2 separate regions of the Mus musculus genome follow, and region 2 is linked to region 1. A link is a contact called in ENCODE POLR2A ChIA-PET data. All regions are on one chromosome and are shown on one strand. The core of a region is the stretch at or near the end of the contact, and the rest is flanking DNA. Distances in the headings are between cores, read along the strand shown.

Region 1 (6,321 bases), core at 1,175-3,674:
CCAGCATCTCTCTCTTATCATTCAAGCCTTTTCGGTTCTCTTCAGGAGCTGGTGGTAAAAAGTTCATCTTGAGCCGGTCGTGGTGGCGCACACCTTTAATCCCAGTACTCGGGAGGCAGAAGCAGGCGGATTTCTGAGTTTGAGGCCAGCCTGGTCTACAAAGTGAGTTCCAGGACAGCCAGGGCTACACAGAGAAACCCTGTCTCGAAAACCCCCCCCAAAAAAAAAAGTTCATCTTGAGCAGATTTTGCATATTTCCTAAGTCTCACTGCTGTCATAAAGGGTGAGGACTGTCTTCCCTCGATGCTCCTATCTGCTGTTGTGGCTCCTGAGCCTACCAACTTCTGGACACTGTACTGTGTAAAATTCCAGAAGATTCTTTCGGACTGACGAGGACAATCACAGGCTCTCCACATGAGGCTGGTTTTGCATGTCTGTGCTCCTTGGCAGGCCGGGGAGGGTGAGGAAGGTCCCTAGTGGGGTTCAGCCTAGAGCCATCCCAAGCCTCCTGCCTGCTTCTCTCCAGTGTTCAGAGCATGCTGGCCAGACTATCAGAAAGTACTGTACAGTGGCTAAACTGGCCATCTAAAGACCTTCTGCTAGGACAGTTTTCTCCAACTCTCGCCTCAGGCCAAGGTTACTGCATTCTATGAGGTAGCATGAGTGTTACTGCGGGCTGAAGACAAGTTACGTTGCAAAGAAAGTTTCTCTAAGGCTCAGGCTGGGAAGGGAGGAACAAGGAACTGATGTTAGCTAGGCCAGGATCTCTGTGGGAGGAAACAGGAGACAGACCTGGCTGAGGAAGCACAATCCATACTGAGGGGACACGAAAGGAGAGAAGTGACTCAGGACAAGGTTAGGGAAGGCAGCCTGGACATCCCTCAAGGACAGAGTCACTAGCAGGGCTTGGAAACTGTGGAGGGAGGAGGCACAGGAACTTGAAATGGGAGTCAATTCCAAATGAAGTCAAGGTGTGGCAGACACTGAAGTGACTTTGTCCCCAACCAGGAGTCTGGTGTCCCTTCAACCATAGAGCTCTGATTCTTCACCATTATGTCACCAATATAAAATCCATACATCTGTGCCTATTCATAAGCAAGCCTCTCCCAAGAGATGACACGTTAGCATCTTTACCATCTAGAATGCCCTGCCTTATGAAAGCGGAAGGGGCTACTGGTCAGCCCTGCAGGACAGTTGTCACCTTTGGAGGGACCTCAAAGCAGGGGTCAGGGACACTGCACGAGCTGATGTGGGTATGTGTGGCACACTCCTTCTGACCTTAGGCGACCTCTCTCTGCCTGGTGTCCACCAGAGGAAGTCTACCTCCGAGCCTAGCCTGAGTAGTTGGAGAAGCAAGCCCTAAAAACTAAATGTTTCCTCCAGTCCCATTCAGTCCTTTCCTCTTGTCCCAGAGGCCCATTCTCGGTGTCCCTTTCCAACCAGTCCACCTAAAAGCCTGGGTTCTCGGAAGACTCTCCTAACTGCTTACCCAGTCTTGGGTCTGCAAGTCGTCCTGAGGCTTGCTCTTGGTGTCTGGCTGGCTGGAGGCCACGGCAAGCCCCTGTGGGGGTGACTGTTGTCTTTGCTCTTGAGCAAGCTGCCACTGTAGCGTCTTCCTCTGGGGGCGCTGTTGCCTGCTGTCCATCTCTAAGTACAGCAGGTTGCAGTTCCCTCGACTAGGGCTGTGGGGCAAGGTGCAGGAAGGGAACTGAGCAGGGTTCCTGCTGCCACGGCAGATCCCTAAAGCAGATGATGGCAGGCCCTGCTGGGGCCGCCTTCTACCTAGTGACTACTCTTGCCGAGTAGCGGGGTCCCTTGTGACTTTCTCTCCCAGGTCTTGTGGCCATTATCCTCCGCACCAGCATCCCCCCAGGGACAGCAGTAGCCTAGAAATAGATGCTAGCCTAGCCTTCTCTGCTCTCACCGAACCACCTGGTCTGCTTTTCCTCGCAGGGGGCGCTCCTTCTGCGGTCCTGACAAGCTCTTCAGTCCTAGGATCCCACCCTCAATAGGCCTCCTCCTGTCTTGGACAACCCTACCACACAAGGCCCAGGCTCAGCGCCAACCTGAGCTCTCATTTCCCACCCTCTCCGTGGGTATGAACTGTGGAAGTCAGTTAAGGGCAGCAGTGAAGGTATGTGGGAGTTGGGTCACCCGCTCCCACGCGGATGCAGAGCTCGCCCAGAGGGCTCTGGGAAGGGCTCTGTAGGCTCCGGGACAGATGAGGGGGGCTTAATGAGCTCCGGTTGACAATGGATCAGCCGGTGAGCCCAGGCTCAGAAGGGTCTGCACAGGGAGTGGAGGGTCGTGTGGCCTGTGAACGCTCATGTGGGTCCAGGTAAACAGAGCTGGCTGGTGAGGCTGACTTAGGACCTTCAGCACCAGCCTGAGAAAGCTGGATCCAAGGACAGAGCTCTAGGGAAGAGGGACGGAGCTTCCGTCCTACAGACCCCGCCCTCCGCGGCCGCTTCCGCCCCCTCCACGCGTGCGCCCCAGCGTTCAAGCCGCATGGCCCCAACACATTCAGAGAAATCACAGCAGTGGGCGGCCTGAGCGCCGTCAGTTTATTAGTGTCGCTTCAGCACCTTGAAATCGTCCACATGGTCGCATGGGACAGATCAGTATCTGCTCCCAAAAAAAGCTATTTACATGAATCCTGCTTTTTATTAAAAAAACAAAAACAAAACTAGCAACATACACACTCTAGAAATCAGTCACAGCGCGCTGGGCAGTCTGCAGAAGCGAACGGAGTCATCCTCACGCAAGGCTGTCAGCTTCTGCTGGCCCCCTTCCAGGACAGAGCAGTCTCTGAAGGGCACAGGGATTTAGGGAGCAAGTACCCTGGCCCTGGGGAGAAGTGCCAGGACGTTTTTATGCGGAATTCATTTGAGATGGAGGCTAGAGGAAGAAGTGAGGCTTGCAGGATAAGGCTAGGGCAAGCCATTGCTTCAGGGCTGAGCCTCCCGCCTCCCCACGCCTCCCCACCCCCACCTCCCAGCACTGGTACCTTTACAGTGATACTGAGCTGCGTACTCAGAGGGTGGTGGCAGGAACCAACTTGAAGGTAGAGGCAGGGCCCCCAACTGACAGCAATGAGCAATGGCAACTGGTGTTGCTTGACAGGGACCTCTAAGACTGGCAGGCTCTGAGGGTGATGCCTCAGAGCTTCGGATGCAAACACACTCTGCGGTTCGTACCACTGCACTGCCTGTCAGGGGGGCTTTGGTGTCATCCTTCAAAGGGACAAAGTGCTTCTCCATGACTTCTCATTACAGCTCCATGAGGTAGGCAAGGAAAATGGACCATCTCTCTAACCACTGGGGGAGTGAGGCACAGGGAGGAAGGACTGCTGTCTAGGTCTGCACCTAGCACTGCCATGGTGGGGGTTGGGGGGAAGGTGTATGGTGCTCAGGTGCTAGGCTTTCCTGACTCCACCCTGGGCCAGCTGTGGGACAAAGACGCTGCCTACACCTTCCTCTTGTGTGTGTAAAGTCAGACCCCTGGAACCAGTCAAGGAAGGAGCACGTATGTACAGGGGAAGGTTCTGGAAAAGGGCTGCCCTCAGGCAAGAGCTTGAACCCCTGTGGCCTCAAGGCTAGAAATCTAGGTCAAATGTTTCATATGAAGGTTGACTTTTGGGAAAAAACACAAGGGGCAGGTAAACTAGGCTCTTAGGCTCCAAGGATTACAGTGGCCTGACTCAGCACAAGATCTTTTCAGAGAATACCTCACCAGGAGTTCCACTAAGAAGCCCTGGACCCAGGGACCTGGGGACCTATTATCCAGGACAAATAGACCCTGTTCAGCAAGTCAATAAGGGAGGTAAGTAAATAAAAACCTGCCATCTTTCACCCCAGGAAGGGCGAGCAGTCCTCAAACTCAGCCTGTCCTGCTCTCGACAATTTTCTCAACATACTCTTAGGAAGGTCTCAAGGTCGAGACACCATTCTTCAGACACCATGCTTCCCAATGGACCACCAGAGCCCCCGAGAGAGCCCTAGCTTCCAGGGTGACAGGAACTCTTCTAATTAGATACCTCGGGGAGAAAGGATTCTTAAGAAAATTAGGACTGAGGCAGTGACCCCTTCATGAGTCTGGTGGAGCGTGTACAGCCAGGATGACCTGAGCTGTCGGACACCAGCACAACCCTTTCAAGTTGGATGGGAAAATGGTGGAGCTGCCACCAAGAACCAGATCCAGGTGGCTATGAGGAGCTTGGCTTGGCTAGACCTAGTCCTGTAAGGGAGGTGGCCTTTGTAGTCAGACCAGCATGCTGGAGCCTTCACGGGCTACAAACAAATCTCTCTCTCTCTCTCTCTCACACACACACACACACACACACACACACACACACACACACACACACACACACACACACACAACCTCTAGATGCCTGTTTCCAGTTTACAACCTCAATTCTCAGCTCAGATCCCACATGGCACACACACACAACCTCTAGATGCCTGTTTCCAGTTTACAACCTCAATTCTCAGCTCAGATCCCACATGGCCAATCCTGGATGATCCTGTCCAGCAAGCAGAATAGAGGGAAGGGCTCAGACAGACCCCAGAAGTGTCTCCCATTTCCAGGACGGACACTGGAACATATGAAAGGACCACCCGATCTGAGCAGCAGAAGCCTAAAGGTGCCCGTGGAATGGGAGCCACAGGGGTAGGGTAGGGATGCAGCTCCTGCTGGCTCTGCCCCAGCAAGGGGACTTCACAAGAGCAACATCTGCTTGGCAGCTACGTTGTCAAATGTATTTGAGAGCATTAGAAAGATCTGCTACTATAAAACCTCCGCCATGAGGCTGGAGTTTATTGGGAACCACGCATGGGGTGCCAGGGACTGACATCTCATGCTAGGAGAGCAAACATGCCCTTGACCTTTAGCTTCTGGCCACTAAACTCCAAAGCTCCCCGTGCTCCCTACTCCCTGAGGAAGCAGAATCCTGACGTCAGCAAAGGGCAGGATACAAAGGCAAGAACATTTCTTGCTTGTGGTCTGGGCTTTCATGGGACCAGAGTTCACCTCCTTTCTTACCAGCCTTTCCACTTGCCCACATATTCTGGTTAGTAAGCCGAGCAAAGTTACTCAGTGGCCCACAGGGAGCTAGCTGGGCTATGAGCACATTCATACTTAAGACTGTTTCTTTGTGTTTTTAAGAGTCTGTCTCTGTAGTAACCACGTGTTAACAGAAATACAGCTGTCCCTCCATCAATGGCTGGCACAGAGTCACTGTCCAGTGTCAGCCCTTCCGTGGGTGGGGCTAGAAGGTGGCTTTGGAGTGTCCAAAGATGCAGATGGGGAAGTGCTTCACGTGAGAAGACCACTGGGCAGCCAGCTGGAAGAACTTGACATCGCTGCATTCCACGCCGTCGATGAGGACTGTGGGAGAGGGCCACCTGACCATCTGCCTGCCTGGCAAGGCAACCACCTGAGATGGTGGGGTGCTGCCAGGAAGCAGGGTAATCCTGAAGCTGGAGGAAGCCCTGCTTAACAAGCCCTTCCCACCACCTGCCCTTCCAGGACTTAGTGCAATGGTGGGTCCACCTCCCAAGGGGTCTGGCAAGGGCAATCTGAGCCACACCTCAGCCAGGCATGGCCCATTTAAGTCACATCCACCTCACAAGGTCCAACTTACTTAAAATAGCTGTATTTCCAGAGGTAGCCTTAGGAAGACCACCCAAGGAACTGGGACTCACAGGGACCCAAAAGCCCTGTGCTCTGAATGCACTGCTTACAGAATAGCCTCTGTAAGATACTTAAGATACATGAATCAATCTTTAAGTGGAAGGAGGGCTGGGATAGAGCAATATGGTAGAGCATTTGCCTAGCACACAGGAGACCCTTGGTTCAATCTCTAGCAATCCTTCCCAAATCTCTACCAATAAAAACAGAAAGGGTTGAACCATTCCTTGAACTTGAAAGGCCGTTAGCTGCATGGAGGCACCTTATCCAAATGTGCTCCAAGAGTGGCTCTGTAAATAAGCCATCAGAGCAAAACAACTGCTTGCCCTGAGGGTTTGAAAGGCCAGCCATCAGTTCCGCTCTGCATTCAGTTTACAAACAGAAGCAAACAGGACCTAGGTCATGGACTGAGTCCCCAGCACCCTGTGGAGCAGCCCCCTGGCCCATGCTCACCCCGAAGCATGTTCTGTTGGTGCTTAGCTGTGCAGATCAGCCGGCTGATGCCCTCGATGCACTGGCTTTTGGATTCCACTTCCTTGTCCTTTGTTTTCTTGGGCAAAAACATCACTGGGAAGAGAAAAGCTCTACTGTTGGCCTACTGTTCCTTCAGGCCCAAATTAGCCCGAGCCC
Region 2 (6,321 bases), core at 2,399-4,898, 58 kb before region 1:
TCCCGTCCTTTCCCAGAAAAGGCTCCAACCTGGTCTCTTCGGTGGCCATGTAAAATACATCATCTGGGGCGTCGATCCAGTTCATTCGCCGCCGCTTGACTGGAGGCAGGGAGCCACCACGGATTAGGCGCACTTTGGTGGGGTAGGACTTCCCATTGAGCAGGAGATTCCGACTTGGTCCCTGTGGTGAACAAGAGGTATGGACACAGGAAGACAGTACCCTGACCTTACCTTATAACCCTCAGCCCGAGACCCTAACCTCCTGGGCAGCCAGGTCTCAAGGCTCCACAGCTAACTTACAGCCCAGGTAGGGAGCCCTGGAGGGCTGTAGAGACCTGAATGCACTGGGTCTACGCTACCTGTTAGATCTGGCCAGGGCTCCCAGATGCTCTCTGCATGGCACATGGTGAGGAGCGAGAGCTACCTGGGCCACTTCCCCAACACCTTGAGGGATGTGTGCGAACACAGAAGCATGTGTGTGCGAACACAGAAGCATGTGTGTGCGAACACAGAAGCATGTGTGTGCAAACACAGAAGCATGTGTGTGCGAACACAGAAGCATGTGTGTGCGTACACAGAAGCATGTGTGTGCGTACACAGAAGCATGCCAATTCCCTAGTCACCCATTCTTACCATGTGCCTGGTCTGTCCATGGTTTGCCAGACCTGATGAAAGAGAACACAAAGTGAGGCCAGAGCAGGGGAGCATGCTATGCATCCACACTGACTGCCAGTGCTTCTAAGGCCAGGCCACAAAGGTGGAGGTGGGGGATGGACCTCCTGAGGCAACCCCTCCAACCAAAGCCCACACCCAAGGGGCCTGCCTGTAAGATGTCCTCAGCTAGCTCAGGTGGTCTCACTCATAGCCCTGCCGACCCTGAGGGCCACCTATACCCTGGCCAGCAGAAGATTTGGCAGTCTGGCAGTCTGGGGCCCGGGTCTGACGCCAGGCTAAGGTGTGCGTCAAGTGCACAGCTGCAGGGCCGTGTGTGCCTCATCCTCCCTATGGCTGCTTAGGGCAGCAATCGTCTGCTGCTTGCTCAGAATGCAAACAGCAGACGCTAGGTAGGAAACAGATCTCTGATGACAACAGCATGCTTGTAGGCTGAGGGCCTAAGGAGAAACTGAGATGTCACTGGAATGAGGCTGAGAGGCAAAGCCTAGGCCCTGGCATCCCACCGCAGCAGGAGTGCCAGCTGTGGTCCACAGCTGGAAGCACTGCATCACAGATCTGCCATGGGTAAGCGCGTGTGCCAAACAGGTCTCTGGATGGCCTGGCCCCAAGCAGGGAACAAGACAGGACTCCTCTACCATGCCTGGCTAGTGCCACTGGATGGACCCCATGACAATCCGCCAGTTACCAAACCCTTAAAAGAAATATTTTGAGACAGGGTCTAAACATGTATCCCAGCTACCTGGAACCCAAGATCCTCCCAGCTTCAGTCTCCCAAATGTGGATTTACAGACTAGCCTGTCTCTACGAAGCAACAGCCTGCCCCATGCTCTCTACCTGCAGTCTGCCCTTTTCCAGAATCCTGGATCCAGCCTTTCTCTAGCAGCTCATTTGGCTCTCGGGGACAGCCTGCTCACAGTACCTACTGGGACCCCAACCTTGTGCCCACACAAAGCCCTATCACAAGAGCTACTTACCCAGGTAAGTGCCTGCCAGAGTGAGGAGGCGGCAGAGAGAGAAGATACACACTAGAGTTAAGAGTGAGCTGCATGCACGGGCAGCTAAGCCACAGGGCAGAGCAGCAGGCAGTATGGGGCAAGGGTTAGTGAGTTAAGAACCTTGGGTGCCAGGGGCTAGTGCCTTGTCCAGAGTTTCCACCTGCCCTGCTTATTTATGCAAGGCCCAGGCCTGAGGCGCACCACTAAGGTTAAGGCTGTCTCTAGCTAGCCAGCCTATGGCTCCTAGGCTAGTTCCAGTACTGAGGCCTAATTTTACAATTTCAGGACAGCCACTTCTCTTGTGGCTAGACCCTCTGACACGGGAGCTGCCTAGACCACTCACAGGGCCAATGAGTTCCCACTACATCCTGGTTGGGTACTCATTGCAGGACACACCTCAGGTCTGCAGGATAGACTTTGAAAAAATTCAGTGGAAATGAATAGTTCTTTATAGAACTATTCCAGAAGGTCTGGGAAGGCCATGCCTGGGCCCCTGGACTGAGGTGTAGATAACATGGCCAGTCCCATAGCCACACAAAAGGGATATGGCTGCTAGGGTACCTGACAGCTGGCAAGCTTCCAAAGCAACCTTGAGAGGGAGTGTCCTGAGGGAATAAGGTACAGTTAGACAATCGCTGCCCACTGCTGCCTCCTGGGCTCGAGTCTTGACAGGTGGGGAGGGGCCTGAGCAGGGCCATGCTGGCTGGCTGCTGTTTCCCACACTGACATCGAGACTTGGTGCTGTCCCTCACAGCCAGAGCAGGCTTGTGCCCCACAACCCTTACCCCATCAGCAGACTCCAGCTGATCCTCAGCAGACACAAGGGCCGTATGTAAGCTCAGCCACCAACCCATCCCTACAGTCCCATCAGGCAGGGCACACAAAAATTGCAGGTAGCACTAGCGGCCCTACAAGCAAGGCTGAAGGCATGCGAGCAGTCACAGCGCAATAGCAGTGGGGGCACCAGGGGCCTCGTGCAAGGACAGTCCATCCACGGCTCAGGCCAAGACAGGCCATGGCCAGAGACCCAGGGTTCATGGGTCCTCTACCAAGAGACAAGTCTACAGGGGCACGGAAGTATGGGCTGTGGCCTGGGTCTGTGTGGACTGCCCCTATACGTGCCCTGAACCGCCCAGTCTGCTAGCAGACAGTACACACAGGCATCACGACAGGACTAGGCCACAGCACCCCGCCAGCGGCCGCCCCAGGCCTTACCCCTACTGGGCATCAAGAGGCGCTTCTTCATGTTGCCTGGCAGTGCCCAGGAACAGGAGAGAGAGGGAGAGAAAACATCAACTAAGACAGCCGGTTGAATAAGAGTCACGTGGAGCTCCAGGGCTAGCCCTAGTCCCATGGCCCTCAGGAGGCCTGGCTTCCTTCAAGGGCCAGCCCTGCAGCTCCCAGAAGGCCTGGCTTGGCCTCTTCACAGGGCCAGTCCTTAAGCTCAGACTCACCATCTACCCCATTGTGCTGCTCGTAGCTCCTCTTGCCCAGGATGGTAGGGGAGCCGTTGTTGATGACAGGGGCTGACTTGGCAGGGGTCAGACTGCTGAGCACACTGGATGAACTCTTCACGGGGTCGGGCTTAGGCGGGCGGGGATGGGTCTCTGTGGAAATGAAAGGGTAAGGGTGTGGTTCAGAAACGCAGTACAGGAGGGTCCATGCAGTAACAATACGTTCCTACCCTACAGCCCCATTGATTAGGCCAGAAGGAAGCAGCCCTATGTTACCAGAGCTCACTGAAACCAGGGATCAAAGCACCCTTAGCAGGAAGGCTATCTAGGATATCTTCAGGAAGGGCGGCAGCCAAGTAGAGCCTAGCCCACTGCTAGGCTAGCTACAGGATAGCTGTGTAAGTGCCAAGAGCTTACAAGATCCAGACACTGCCCATAAACACACGAGTTCCATCAGACAGCCTCCACATCCAGGCCACCGGGTCTGATGGCAGAAGACTGGCTACTGGCCAGACATTGAGCAGCCTGGCTGGCCCAAGCAAGGACCCACCCCACAGAAGGCAGGCCCTGGCACTGACCACACCCTCCTGGGTGAGGCTAGTCCTGGGGCCTAGGACCCAGGGAGCAAAGCCAGGCACTTGTGTCTGCAATGAACACACTTAGCTTATGGTTCTGGAATGTCCTTTCTAGAAGGACTGTTCACTCCATGCTGGCAGACTGACTCAAGTCCACTCAAACCCTACAAACAAGTGACCCCAAGTGTCTGCCACAGCCTCCTATGATGTGTCACTCCTAAATGGCCAGGGGCACTGCCGAGAAGTCAACAGTCCACAAACAAACACAAGCAAGGAGCTATCCCTGCAAGGCTGCCAGCCAGACCAGCACCTTGACAACAGGGGCTCCCAGAAAGCCTCCAATGCTGCCTTATGTTAGGGAGAGACCCCCTTGCAGCAGCAGGTGTCCACTGAGCCCGGGCTCTGTTGGTAGGGTTCTGCCTGGTATAAACCCGAGTCAGAAGTCAGTGGTGGTGCACGCCTTTAATCCCAGCGCTTTGGAGGAAGAGGCAGGAGGATCTCGGGTTTGAGGCCAGCCTGGTCTACATAGTTCCAGGATAGCCAGGGCTAGGTACAAAGAAAGACCCTGTCTCAAACAGAAACTTTTAGTCAGGACACAGAGTATGGCAGGAAGGTTAAAGCCAGAGGCTCTGGGACCCAGGACCTGGAGGACAGGACGAGCACAGCTCTCTGTGGGTGCTCCTGAGCCGGGCACGCCCGCCTAGTGTAAGCCGGGTGACCACTCAGTGACCCTAGATGGGGTGCGAGGAGCAAAGCCAGAAACCTAAGTCAGCCGTTGAGCTTACCAAGATACCGGAGCACGGCCTCCAGGGGCTTCCGTACTACCTGCTTCAGCACCAGTGGGCTCTGGGAGGCTTCGGGCAGCCGTGCTGTGCCTGTACAAGGACAGGACAAGGTACGGTGAAGAACCATGTTCCCCAAGAACCTGTACCCCAACCTGGACACTCTGCCTGAGTGTGGCTCCTGCTAGGCCCAAGAAAGAGAACAGGGGAAGACTCACATTCAGCCTTGATTGCTGCGCTGTTGATGGGCATGTAGGGGTGGCGGGCAGCATGCCATGGGCGTAGGATCTCACGGCACAAGCGCCGGGCAATGCGTGTCAACTTGGTAGTATGCAGGTAGAAGGCCTGCCTTGTCTTCATGGCAAACTTGGGGCTCCCACTGCTCCGAGCTGGGATGCCATGGGGACTCTGTGGAATGGGGCACGGTGCCCCAATATAGCACTGTGACTGGAAGCCAAGGACCCGAGGCTGACATGCAGCAGGTGGCAGATCAGTATGGTGTGTCCCACTTACCATGTTATTGCGGTTTGGTCCCGGCCTCTCTCCATCTAACCGGGTTGGCATTTTCAAGCCACCATATTTCTTCCAATATGTCCAACAAGATGCGCAGAGGCGACACTGCATGTTAGGGGGACCCCAAGAATACCACTGGTAAGACTGTGTGGCTACGGACAACAAAGTTGGAAATAGACGGATTCTTAAGCAGGACCAACGGTGCAGAGAGCATCCCACAGTGTCCCCACCGCCACCACAGCCACCCCAACTCCTGGCTCAGGACCAAAGGAGGCCAACCTCATACTCCTGAGGAACTCTTCCAAACTACCCCATCCCACCCCCCGCCGCCACCACCACCACCACTGCAGCCCCACTATGGTGAGTCATTCCAGGTTTGGGCGCAGGAGCCTTCAGGGGCCACACAGTAGCATCCATTCCCGTGGCCCCTGCTGCCCAGGGTGGGTGCCAGCCGGGACAGCACTTACTGTAACAGCTCTCGCAGGCCCGACCGGCCCCGGGGCTCTGGCCTGGTGTCCCTGTGCCATTCACTACAGTGGCCTTGACACTGCTGGCGCTGATCTGGTTTGGGTTGGGCTTGTTACTGATGGAGGAGAGGGATCAGTCACAGGTGCCCTGGGGTGTCTGGATCCCCACAGACATCCCTGTTCCTCTGTCCACTGTGTTTCAGCTGCCATAGCCCAAAATGCTTAGCACTAAACCCAGATTAACTCCTGAGCCAAAAAAGCTTAAATCCTGATCCCTCCTCCCCAGTGGAGCAAGCTCATGAGAAGGGTGGCAGAGGTTCTTCAGCTCAACTCTGGAGGCTGCCAAACCTGGAGTCCTACACCCACCGCCCACCCTGACCCGCCCCAGGAACATGAAATAGGACTTACTAGTTGGGAATATAAACCTGCTTTAACTTGCTCTCAGCTTCAGCTGCTTTCAAGCGTTTCTTTAAACAAAACAGAGGGTGAGGGAGGTCACCAGGCTGGCCAGGGAAGCTGGGAGGCCACAGGGAGGGGTCACCATTTGTTTCTCCATCACTGGCATCCTTAGGGAAAACTTGCATGGCCCTCCCTGGCCAACCTAGGCCCAGGAAGTGGGGGTACCAGGCTGGCTAAGGGTGAGGAATGTCCCTTCCTCCCAGTCTGTGAGTCCTCTAGTGACCCCAGCTCCTTCCTCTTTGCTCTAGGGCTTAAGGGGAGGCCGCTGGGAAAGTATGAACAAATGTAATGTGGCTATGTGGGGATTGGAGAGGACGGATAGCGTGGTGCGAGAGTGGATGGTCTACCTGCTGGACGTATCTGTCGGTGGTCTTCCACATGTAGTAATACTCAATGATGCT

The links. ChIA-PET counts read pairs that join two places held with the same protein, here RNA polymerase II (POLR2A).
Region 2: POLR2A ChIA-PET joins it to region 1 with 10 read pairs in embryonic stem cell. The contact joins the enhancer-like site here to the promoter of Tex22 in region 1. POLR2A ChIA-PET finds 5 or more read pairs at or near these places in 3 of 5 experiments (Patski and embryonic stem cell).

The regions. Positions count from the first base shown.
Region 1 is chr12:113,070,605-113,076,925 of GRCm38, reverse strand. It overlaps Tex22 (testis expressed gene 22), which reads right to left and starts at 2,424. Exons shown (of 3, transcript NM_001361919.1): 1 at 2,067-2,424; 2 at 1,490-1,682. The coding sequence starts at 1,645. It overlaps Pacs2 (phosphofurin acidic cluster sorting protein 2), which reads right to left. Exons shown (of 24, transcript NM_001081170.1): 23 at 6,145-6,258; 24 at 2,525-5,388. The coding sequence ends at 5,270.
Region 2 is chr12:113,130,141-113,136,461 of GRCm38, reverse strand. It overlaps Mta1 (metastasis associated 1), which reads right to left. Exons shown (of 21, transcript NM_001364622.1): 10 at 6,268-6,321; 11 at 5,870-5,928; 12 at 5,462-5,577; 13 at 4,995-5,146; 14 at 4,700-4,889; 15 at 4,485-4,574; 16 at 3,125-3,277; 17 at 2,886-2,921; 18 at 1,650-1,661; 19 at 634-665; 20 at 30-181. Among named protein-coding and RNA genes, the nearest start is that of F930026P19Rik, 6.8 kb to the left of the region's middle. Within about 2 kb of position 3,648, at least 3 of the 3 ENCODE cell types and tissues checked have a DNase peak (open chromatin) inside an H3K27ac peak, as active enhancers do.